Linked DNA regions of Mus musculus: region 2 is linked to region 1. Evidence: chromatin loops called from intact Hi-C (ENCODE). Cell type or tissue: gastrocnemius. All regions are shown on one strand. Each heading gives the region's core, and the rest is flanking DNA. Links, peaks and the distances in the headings are about the cores only.

Region 1 (5,383 bases), core at 56-5,055:
ATATTAGGAGGCTCCTCACAGCATTTGGCTCCCCTGTCTTTTAGCTTCCACAAGTATAAGGACATCGCGTTTCCATCCAACCCCAAAGGATGTAACAGCAAGGCACCATCTTGGAGGCAGACAGCTGTTCTCACCAGACGTCTGACCTTCTGACTCCTTGATCTTGGGATTTCCAGCCCCCAGTTCCAGTTAGGGAACTAACCCATGATATGTATCTCAGCTGAAAGAATTTAGTACAAAACACTGTTCATACACTTGGAACAACTGATAGGTAAGTTAGCATCTCACGCATCTGCCACGAGCTAATGAGGACAATGTAAGATAGGGGAGCCTTTCAAAGGCCACATTCAGTCTCAGAATGGAATGAACTCAAGAGAAGGTCATCTGGCTATAGCTGTGCCAAAGGAGGGACTGGACCTCAAGGAACACCATAAGAAGTGAGGGGGCAGAGACATACCCCAGCTTCTCCTTCTGCTCAGTTCTTTCTTTCCTTTTTCCTTTTATGTTTATTCTTTCATTTTGGAAATGAGGTTTCACTATGTAGCTTAGGGCGGCCTTGAGGTGATCATTCTGCTCCAGCCTTCCAAGTACTGAAATTGTAACTGTGACCCATTATGACCAGCTTGGTGACTACATCTCTGTCTTTTGTCATATGTTCTCACTGGCCAAACCTCAATGGAAACCACTTAACATGAAAGTCTGAGAAAGGCAGAATTGTTCTGGAGGTAGCAGCAACTGCTGGGCTCATGTGCTTTGCAAACACTGATAGGGAGTGGAGATTAAAAATAAAATAATACGGACTTAGTGATGATTGGAGTGACTTAAGCAAAACAAACAAACAAACAAACAAACAAACAAGAAGAGCTATATAGCTTTCTGAACAGTAGGACTGATGTGTACATGTGTACACGTTCAATTTGTTCTGTGCACTATCAAAGCTTGAGAGACCTTAGTGGCAGTTTTGGGTTCCTCTATCCCTCCTAAGGGTGGGCAGTCAATAGGCTTGTGTTGCCTTGACTAGAAGATTAAACAGCCAGAGCACCTCACCCCTAACAGCTTAAAATGACATACTGAGAACAGCAAGTATAATCCCCTTATGTTTACATGGTATGAGTGCCCTTTGAAAATCTGATTAGCTTTTTTAATTACCAGGGACCCTTTCAGCACTTAGCTGGGAAATTGCTGGATCTAATTAATACTTTCTGTGTGTCAGGAAAACACCATTTGCTTCACTATCCGTGCTCTCAGTTTTGGAGGCTTCAGAGTTCAGCACCCAAGTCGCATCTTGGCAATGTTCCCTTCTCTCTCACCATTGCTCTTCGTGCTGCTGCTGAACCATAAAGTGGACAAGAACTTTATGGATGGTCTTCCTAGGAGGGACAGATGTGCACCGAGTTTCATAAGTGCTAACTACAGTGGAAAGCTAGCACAGAAGAGACATGGGCAAGAAGAGGAGACAATCTTCAGATTGTCCCTACCAAGTGCTGTGGATGGAGGAACACTTCCCTATTTGGGACAGTGATTAAAATAAGTTATTCCCATGCTGTCTGAGAGCTGTGTGTTGCACAACTGGCAAAGAATGAGAACAAGAGCCTGGGGTTTGGGGGAGCTGGCATCTTTATTGAATGTTGTCTTGACCCTCATCTTCCACAGTGGCAGGTGTTTCATACAGACTTACTGTGTACCACTGTGAAGAGGTAGAGTCTTGACATTTAGTTCAGACAGCCAGACCCTTGGCAGTTCCTGTAAATCCAGGCAAAGAATGTCTATAGAAGCCACCTGGTGGATTGGTGAGGATGGGGCTAGGGGGCTCACTTTAGCAACTGCTTATATAGCCTTAGGGGGTCACGACTGCTTTCATACAAGACCACAAGCACCCAAACTTCCATCTCTTGGTGTTCAGATGATCAGAGCTGTGACTGGACAAAGAGCTGGAAGGCCCTGGAGAAGCCAGAGTTCAGACTGACACTCACATGTTCCTGCTTAGGGGAATACATACTCACCACTTCCATCTTCATGTGCTCTGGATCAGTGTGTGCACAGACTCTGAGATAATCAACAAGGGCTTCCTACAAATCCCATCAATCAATAATACTACTGCTACAAGTCTTTCCAGCACTGACAGGAAAAACAAGTCCTGACTCTGGGGGGTATCACAAGGACATTCTCAGTATAAAGTATTGTCAACTCGTGCATCCATGCTAATACAAAACTATCCAAATGCCTTAAAGAAGGTAAACGAGAAATCACGCCCGAGAGCCAACTTCAATGAAGCATAATTTGCAGCAGAGGGCAGCAGAAGACACCGTTTGGAAATTCAGTCTGCAACTGGGCACATCCTTCCCGTGCCACACCAGTCAGACCACACACACACACACACACACACACACACACACACACACACACACACACACACACACACATACACACACACACACACACACACACACACACACAGAGAGAGAGAGAGAGAGAGAGAGAGAGAGAGAGAGAGAGAGAGAGAGAGAGCGAGCAGATCTGTTTGCCAGGGCCTCACCCTTCTTACATGACCACTAGTCACTGGGCTGGTGAGCCACAGCTCAGGTCAGACAAGATGCTTTTCACTGGGGCCATCAGGAGGGTCGGGACAGGACTAAGGCGGAAATAGCTGGTTGGCGGCTCACTTCCCTATCCACGTGACCAGGCAGTGGAGCCCAGATGTTGTTAAGGTGGTAGGCGACCTTGGCTATTGTCCTGGTGCTAATGAGAATGCCTTGGGGTTTAGGCAGCTGCTTGTTTGGAGGAAGACAGAAAACTGTCAACCTGTGATTTCCTCCAGACCCTTAGTCCCTATAGGCAAAAGCCCCGGGTCTCCTCGCTGTGCATGGTTCAGGGGTTAGATGCCATCACCCTGACTCTTCTTAGAGTCCTCTGAAGCTGGGGTGAGTGTGTGATGACACTAACAACCGGGAGAGAAAAGACAGAGTCGGGACAAGCCTGGGAGAAAAAGCAGGCCCCATTGCAAGCACACGTCACTGCTTCTCGTTTCTAATATGTTCCATTAGCTCTCGGTATAATGTTTCCAAATGAGCCACAGCAGGGACTGTGGTACTCTTGTTTCTTCAGGGTTATTGATGAACCCTCTCTAACTTAGCTGTCCCTCTCTTTTTCTACCCCACCCCACCCCTGGTCTTTTCTTTCATTAAGAAATAATCCTATCTTCTTTTGTGACTTGAAATAACATCAATATCCTTAGACATTCATGCTTTTTTATTGCTATTATCTTTCTGTTTTTGAGACAGGACCCCACTCTGTATGTAGCTCGGGCTTGTCTTAGACTGGTAACCATTCTCCTGCTTCACCCTCCCAAGTGCAGGAGCGACCAGGCCTGACTACACCCTGTGTTTATATATTTAGCCCAACTCCTCTCCTAATCTCTCATGATTGCCTTGAAAATCATTCTGGGAAAAAAAAAGTAAATCATTCTAGAAAAATAAGACTAGGATGTTTAAGTATGTCTCAGGGTCATAGCTGATGAAGAATTCTTGTTTTTTAGGCTGGACCTAGTGAACCTTCTCTACACTGGTTAGTGTGAACTCCATCATCTTTCCCCATAACTTTTTATTGATTCCTTGTGAGTTTCACATCATGCACCCTAGCTAGTTTCACTCATCTCTCTCCCCCTGTATCTGCCCTCTGCCCTTGCAACCTCACCCCCCCCCTCCCCAGAAGAAAATAAACACTCAATCAATAAACAAACCAAAACGTCTCATTGTGGGAGCTGTAGTGTGTTGCAGTGCATCCCATAGTATAGCGTTCTATCCACACATCTTCACTTGCCAATGTTCATTGTTCAAGGCCTCTGGCTTCTGCCACACCATCAATATTGGATTCTCACTGGGTCTCCTCCCAGTTATCTCGTTGCTTCCCCTTTTGTGCACCACTAGGGTGAGCTCTTCAGCACTGCTCTGGCTAACCCACCCAAAGCAGACATCATCAGGAGGCAAGGCCATCTCACCTGTGCATCCAGAGCCAGCTCCTCCTTGCTTCCCAGTTGAAGTACCCAGGGCCTATTCTCCAAGTACTGCATGTAGTAAGGAGCTGGGCCAGCTCTCTCTCTCTTATATCCTCAGGGCTGGCTCACCCATGTCTTCACCATGAGGTCCAGCTCCTCTGTATTGCCCAGATAGAACTCCATCATCTTAATAGCTCAGGTCTTGGCTTGTCCTCTTATATGCCATACATACTCTGCCTGGACCAGATTGTTTGTCATCCCAGGATGCTAAGAGCAGAACCAGTTTCATCTCTCCTTTTATTTTCTCCAAACACCACAATTGAGTAGTTTTCCAGGCTTTTATACCTGTCCATCTATAGTCTATTATTAATAGGACATCAGGATAAGTGATCTCTTTAAAAATCTTAATCACTTGCTGTCAGGCCAGTACTTACAGCCTCTCCTGCTTCTGATTAATTCTGAATGAAGAGAAATTCCTGCAATGCCTTTCAAACCTGTCTGATCTGGGTCTTCAGTGTCAGCATCTGTGACTCTCCCTTCTACCCACTTTTGTCCACAGTGGCCTCTGTGATGCCAGGCTTACACATTCTTTCTCTACACTTGCTCATGCACTTCCCTTAAGCCATGGCTCATCTTCTCAGGGAAACATCCCAGCACATCCTTTAATTAATTCTGCCATACCCTCTCTCTCCAGCTCTGTCTTTTCTCTGTCCCACAACCTCATTGTTGGGATGATGGCCTGATCTTAGATTCTGCTTACTGGCTTCCAATTCCAGGATGTAGGTATGTTGTGGCCCATCCCTTGCTTTGTTCACTGATGTCACTGAGTCCCTAGAACAGTTACAGCACTTACAAATACTCGGCAAATCTTTTAACAGATACCGTTTAATCAATTGTCTTGTCTGTACAATGCCCTTCCTGAGATGTCTAGCTGTTTTAATCTGATTTGACCTAGATTAAAAACATCAGGGTGTGGAAAAAGAGAAGGACATTCCAATGAATTTGTACCATGGGCCATTTCATTAAAACTATTGTTCCAACCCAGATGTAGCTGTCTCTTGTGAGACTATGCCGGGGCCTAGCAAACACAGAAGTGGATGCTCACAGTCAGCTAATGGATGGATCACAGGGCTCCCAATGGAGGAGCTAGAGAAAGTACCCAAAGAGCTAAAGGAATCTGCAACCCTATAGGTGGATCAACATTATGAACTAACCAGTACCCCGGAGCTCTTGACTCTAGCTGCATATGTATCAAAAGATGGCCTAGTCGGCCATCACTGGAAAGAGAGGCCCATTGGACACGCAAACTTTATATGCCCCAGAACAGGGGAACACCAGGGCCAAAAAGGGGGAGTGGGTGGGTAGGGGAGTGGGGGTGGGTGGGTATGG
Region 2 (5,383 bases), core at 274-5,273, 530 kb after region 1:
CAAAGTGGAGTTATGTGAACAACTGCTTACAAGCTAGCTCTAGTCACTGTTGTAGGCAGAAGCCACGTTGTTAGCCTTCATACTGCAAATGCAGATGGGCCTGACTGTAATTCTTAGACTTTACTTTGATGACCTCTAACAACTTAGACCAGAATTCTGCAGACAAAATATATTTGTAATTCTTTCTCACTTAAACGCACCTGGCTTCATGGGGTTGGGGCAGAGGAGTTATCAACACCTAGCCATGTGACTCTATCCACTTGCTGGGAACTTTTCTTTTTCTTTCTTTCCTTTTTTTTTTTTTTTTGTTTGTTTGTTTTTATTTCCAAAGATTTATTCATTTTATTTCATTTTTTATTTCTTTACTGGAAACTTTTCTAAGAAGAGGCTACCTTTAATTCTATGAAGTGTTAAAGCCAGTGTTGTAGCTATAGTGTAACTATCAAGGAGCAAAGGAAGGTTCTGGAAAAAAGCTTGTTGTCCCTGGTCTTTTTTTCCCTTCTAATCCAAATCCCCCAATGCTGTAGTTTGGATAGGTAAAGCTTGTTAATCCTCATGGTCATCTTGACTGGATCAGAATGAATTAGAGGCTACTCCTCTGGGTGTGCCTGAGGGATATTTCCAGAGAGGTTGAATTGTGAATGTGAAGGTCTTTCCTACACATGGACTGTGGGAAGCCACATGTGCCGTTGCAGAGTGGCACTGACTACTGCTGGCCACCACGCATAAGTTTGGACAAACAACCAATGTGTACATATGCAGTAAAGTTTTTTCAAAGACACTGCCTGGCCCGGGCATGATAATGAGGCTTTGGGAGTATAACCAATCAGATGTGAGACATGCAAATGAGGTATGATAATGAGGCTCTGTGAGGTACAGAGAGAGAGAGAGTAGCCAATCAGATGAGGAACATGCAAATGAGGCTTAGTACATAACCAATCTGGGTGTGAGACACGCCTCTCCTAGGCCTATATAAGCAGCACCAATTCTGGGCTTGGGGTCTCTTCGCCTCTGCAATAAAGCTCTCCCAATAAACGTGTGCAGAAGGATCCTGTTGCAGCGTCGTTACTACTGGCCAGTCCTGCGCGCGCAAGAATGGACAGCACCTTCCCATGGCAGGATGCTCAGAAGAATGAAAGGAAAAGGGGGAGAAAGTGTTCTAAGCACCAGCATTCAACTCCCTTTGATTCCTGACTGTGGACTCATAACCAGCTGTCTCATGTTCCCTCCACTGGAGTTGCAAGATGTTCAAGGCACAATATACCTTTCCTTCTTTAGGCTAGTTTTCTCAAACACTTTGTCACAGCAACAAGAATTAACTAATAGAGGAAATATTCCCCCCAAAGCCCGTGTGTTAAGGACTTGGCTCCCACATGGTTGTATAATTTGGGGAGGTCCTGGAAATCTTAAAGTGTAAGTTGTTGCTAAGGGAAGCAGGCCATGAAGGGTGTGTTGCTGGGAGTATCTTGTTCTAGTGTATTCCTGCTCATCTCTACTTTCTGCCTGCAATGAAGAGAACCTTGTGTGTCACATCCCAACCATTATGAAATTCTATCCAATAATCTCTAAAACAGTGAGCTGAAACAAATCCCTCTTCCCTGTAAGTTTTCTGTCAGGTAATTGGGGCAATGCTACACCGGTGTAACTAGCACGTGCATGCAATCGCCACAAGCTTTTCTGGTTTTTGTTGTTGTTGTTGTTGTTTTTTGGTTTTTTTTTTTATTAGCAACCTCTAAATTCTAAGTGAGTGTATATTTCAATCATTTGATTTATCAACTCCAGCCATTCATTAGTGACTCTTATTGGGGAAATTGCCAAGAAATTTTTAGCTAGTTTTATTAGCTTGGAGCATAGCTAGCGCACCTTCTTAGGGTATCCTTATGGCTCCCAATAGAGATGGGACTTTCTGCTCCCCTTAGTACCCTCCATAGCTGGAAGTAGGAAGAGAAAACCTAGAATGTTCTATGATAACCTGTTTTGGTTTTGTTTGTTTGTTTGTTTGTTTGTTTGTTTTTCATGGATAGTACCTGGGTCCTCTGTGGAAGTGGTACCTCCTTTGGGCAGCTCACAATCAGTGGCATATGGTTAACAAGAAATGGCTGCCTGGGGTCCTCCAGGGCAGGTTCCTTACCATCCCCTCTGCCTTTTATGTACTACCCACCTGGACCCATGTCTAGTACAAAGTTGTTTATGTATATGCTCCTTTATGGTATATGTGTTCATGTCTGTATGTACAGATGTGGGTGTGAATGCACATATAGTGTGCAAGGCATACATAAATATTAGATGTTTTCTTTAATGGTCTTTTATATTATTTTTATTTTATTTAAGTGCTGGCCAGGTACCTAAAATCCTAACCAAGAAGCATTGTTAGCAAGAACTTCAGAGACAGAAACAACCCAAGATTGGAGCCTTTAAACAGCAGATAAACAAACCCAGAGTTTCTACATTCTAAAAAATAAAGCCACAAGAACAAAGCCCTGTGTACCACCATCCATTCAGACAAGAGAGGTATCCTTAGAAATTTCCGTTTGTCAAATGTTTGAGCTAAGAGAGAAATAGATGCCTTCTAAGAGATAACAGGAACTCAGTGCAGCATCTTAGCCTAGCATTGTGCTTAGAATAGGCGAGAGCACCCTCGTGTGGCAGATACTTTAAATGTCAACTCAGCATCCAAGAGTAGGCCAGCTGCAGGCAGCTTCCAAACAGGGGAAATGGAGGCTCAACCTTTGAGCCTGAATCAACAGTCAAGTAGTGTAAAATTGTTTTATTGGATGATAATGTATGATTTCTGTACTGTGAGTGTTTATACTGTAGTCAGCACAGTGGTCCTACTGTATTATCCTTGATGGCAGGAGTAGCAATTCTAGGAGGTGGTTAGAAATGCAAATTGCTCCTGCTTTAGAAACTGATGCTGAAGGCTAGCCTACAAATGTCAGTATGCCTTTTTATGAATTCTGAAGCTTGTTTATGTATATGCTCATGTATGATATATGTGTTCATGTATGTATGTATGTACAGATGTGGGTGTGAATGCACATATGGTGTGCAAGTGTGCGAAAGGCATATATCAATATTAGATGTTTTCTTTAATGGTCCTTTATATTATTTTTATTTCTTGTGTTTGTATGTGTATATGCAGATATGCTCTGATGTGCACCTGTAACTCCAGCTGTGCAGACTCATCAAGCCTTTTCATCTTGTTTTTTGAGGTGTAGGCTCTCACTGAATCTGGAGCACATCATCAATTTAGCCAAGTTGGCTAGGCATCCTCCTGACTCAGTCCCCAAAGAAACCCTAACCTTAACCCACACCCAATCCTACACATACACACAGCCACCAGCAGAAAACATGACATGACCACAGAAGTGTAAGAAGTACACCTAGTGGGGTCCAGAGACTGAGGCAGGACAGGGTCGTCAGCGCATGAGAACAACATGTGAGAGTCAGTTCTCTCTTTCCACCATATAGATTCCAGGGATTGAACCCTGGTCATCAGGCTAGACAGCAGATGCCTTTAACTAATGAGTCACCATACCCATGCCCTCTGCCAACAGCCAAATGTATACAAGACTAATAGAACAACTTGGAGCTTTGTACTAGGCATGGAGTCCAGGAGAGTAGTACTCACCAGTCAGGGAAGATGAATTGTAGGGTAAAAGACCATGACCAAAGGGGAAAACTCCCTGACTCTAACTTGACCCATAGCCCAAGACCAGAGCCAAGAAACAATCCCACCAATTGTGCTTGCCTCAAAATCAAGCCAAAGAATCACATCAATCCCTGAGCACAAAATCCTATAAGTCCCTAAACCAGAAACTTTACCAATCCCTATGCTTGCTCCAAGATCAGATCACAAAAATTCTACCAATCCTAGGCCACTCTGAAAAGCTGTGCCCCTCCCGCAAGAAACCCTATATAAAGTCTGCCACCCTTCTGGCCTTTTCTCCCCCAATAAATCCCTTGTGTGAGGTTGTTATGCAGTGACTTTGTGGTATTCTTTGGCTCACGATTTATTGCTGGGATCCCTCTCAGAGAAGAGCTGTAACACTTTCACTGGGAAAATCTCCCCCAGCTGGAGCAAAGCTGTAACATTTACATGAATGATGAAAGAACCAGACTTGGTGGCTCCTAGGCACCCACATCTTGTTGGCTGGATGTCCAGTCACTAAGAGTGAGCTGCCTAGGAGATACCACTTTCGCAAAGGAGCCTTAGCTTCTGTCCATGAGAAAGCAGGTTATAGAACATTCTAGGTTTCTTCTGTTTACTTCTAACTGTGGAGGGTAGATTATTTGAGGCAGCAGGAAGTCCCTTAGGTATTGGGGGCCATAAGAATACCCTAACTAGAAGACTTGGCCATGGCCCAACCTTATCTTTGAGATAAGGTCTTGATAAATCTGGAGCTCATCGATTCAAGTAGACTAGTTAGGTAGTGATCTTCATACCTCAGTCTACAAAGCTAGAGTTATATATTTAACTCTATAGCTGTATGCTGCAGCATCTAGCTTTTATGTGGGTTCTGGGTATCCAAACTTGGGTCCATACCTTTGCACAAGCAGATACTTTATCAACTGGCATACTAGTCTAGTATATAATTGGAGGTTGGTATGCTAGTTTAGTATAAAGTGAACAGTTGGCATGCTAGTCTAGTATACTGTGAGCAGTTAATATGCTAGTCTAGTATATAGTTGATAGCTGGTATAATAGCTTAGTATACAGATGACAACTGGTATACTAATCTATCATAAGGGAGCTATAGACAGGAAGTCATAGGGGTGAGTTCTCTGACCCCAGGAAAACCCCTTGGAAAGCTGTTTAGACTCAGCTTAGAAGAGCCAGTATACCAATTAGGGGAAGAAAGGAAGGCAGAGACAGAGTTTGTTGGACGGCAACCTAGTAGAGCTGTACCCACCAGGGCATCAAGTCATCCATCCCCATGTCTGCATCAGCAGTGCAGATTCAGAAACTGAGCATGCATGGATTAGACAATTCACTCTTGACCTTGCAGATCTACCTGGTTCTAAACACCCCCATCTCCCTGTATCTTTCTGCTTGATCTGCCTGGATTTCTCTAATCATCCCCAAAGCTAATGAGGCTCTTGCTGTAGATCTAGTAGGAACTGTGAAGCATGAGTGGATCTGGTAAGGCTGACGCAGTATGAGCTCACAGGGAGAGAGTAACATGGCTCAGACTCTGACCCAGTGCTCACCAAGTCAGAGGTACAAACAGATGGCCCAGGGTAGGAAAAGAAAGTCTCTAAGGATACCTGTAGCTGAGAAACCAGTGGAGATACCAGAGAACATGTGGCATTTAAGTCTTGAAAGAAGGGATTTCTTTCTTTCCCTCTGTTTAATACTTGAGATAAAAGTCATACAACATAA

The links. Peaks named below come from ENCODE experiments on the same cell type or tissue, not always from the same donor. Only the 100,000 strongest peaks of a DNase experiment are listed, where the experiment ranks them.
Region 2: it touches region 1 in a loop (6-fold over the local background); 20 of 42 quality-filtered maps call a loop at or near these places.

The regions. Positions count from the first base shown.
Region 1 is chr2:148,120,048-148,125,430 of GRCm38, forward strand. No RefSeq gene overlaps it. Among named protein-coding and RNA genes, the nearest start is that of Gm24221, 28 kb to the right of the region's middle. In gastrocnemius, for the core only: CTCF peaks have their summits at 2,274 (motif pointing right) and 3,929; DNase peaks (open chromatin) are centred at 2,313, 2,628 and 3,941; H3K27ac peaks cover 606 bases.
Region 2 is chr2:148,652,527-148,657,909 of GRCm38, forward strand. No RefSeq gene overlaps it. Among named protein-coding and RNA genes, the nearest start is that of Nxt1, 17 kb to the right of the region's middle. In gastrocnemius, for the core only: a CTCF peak has its summit at 2,654; a DNase peak (open chromatin) is centred at 2,642.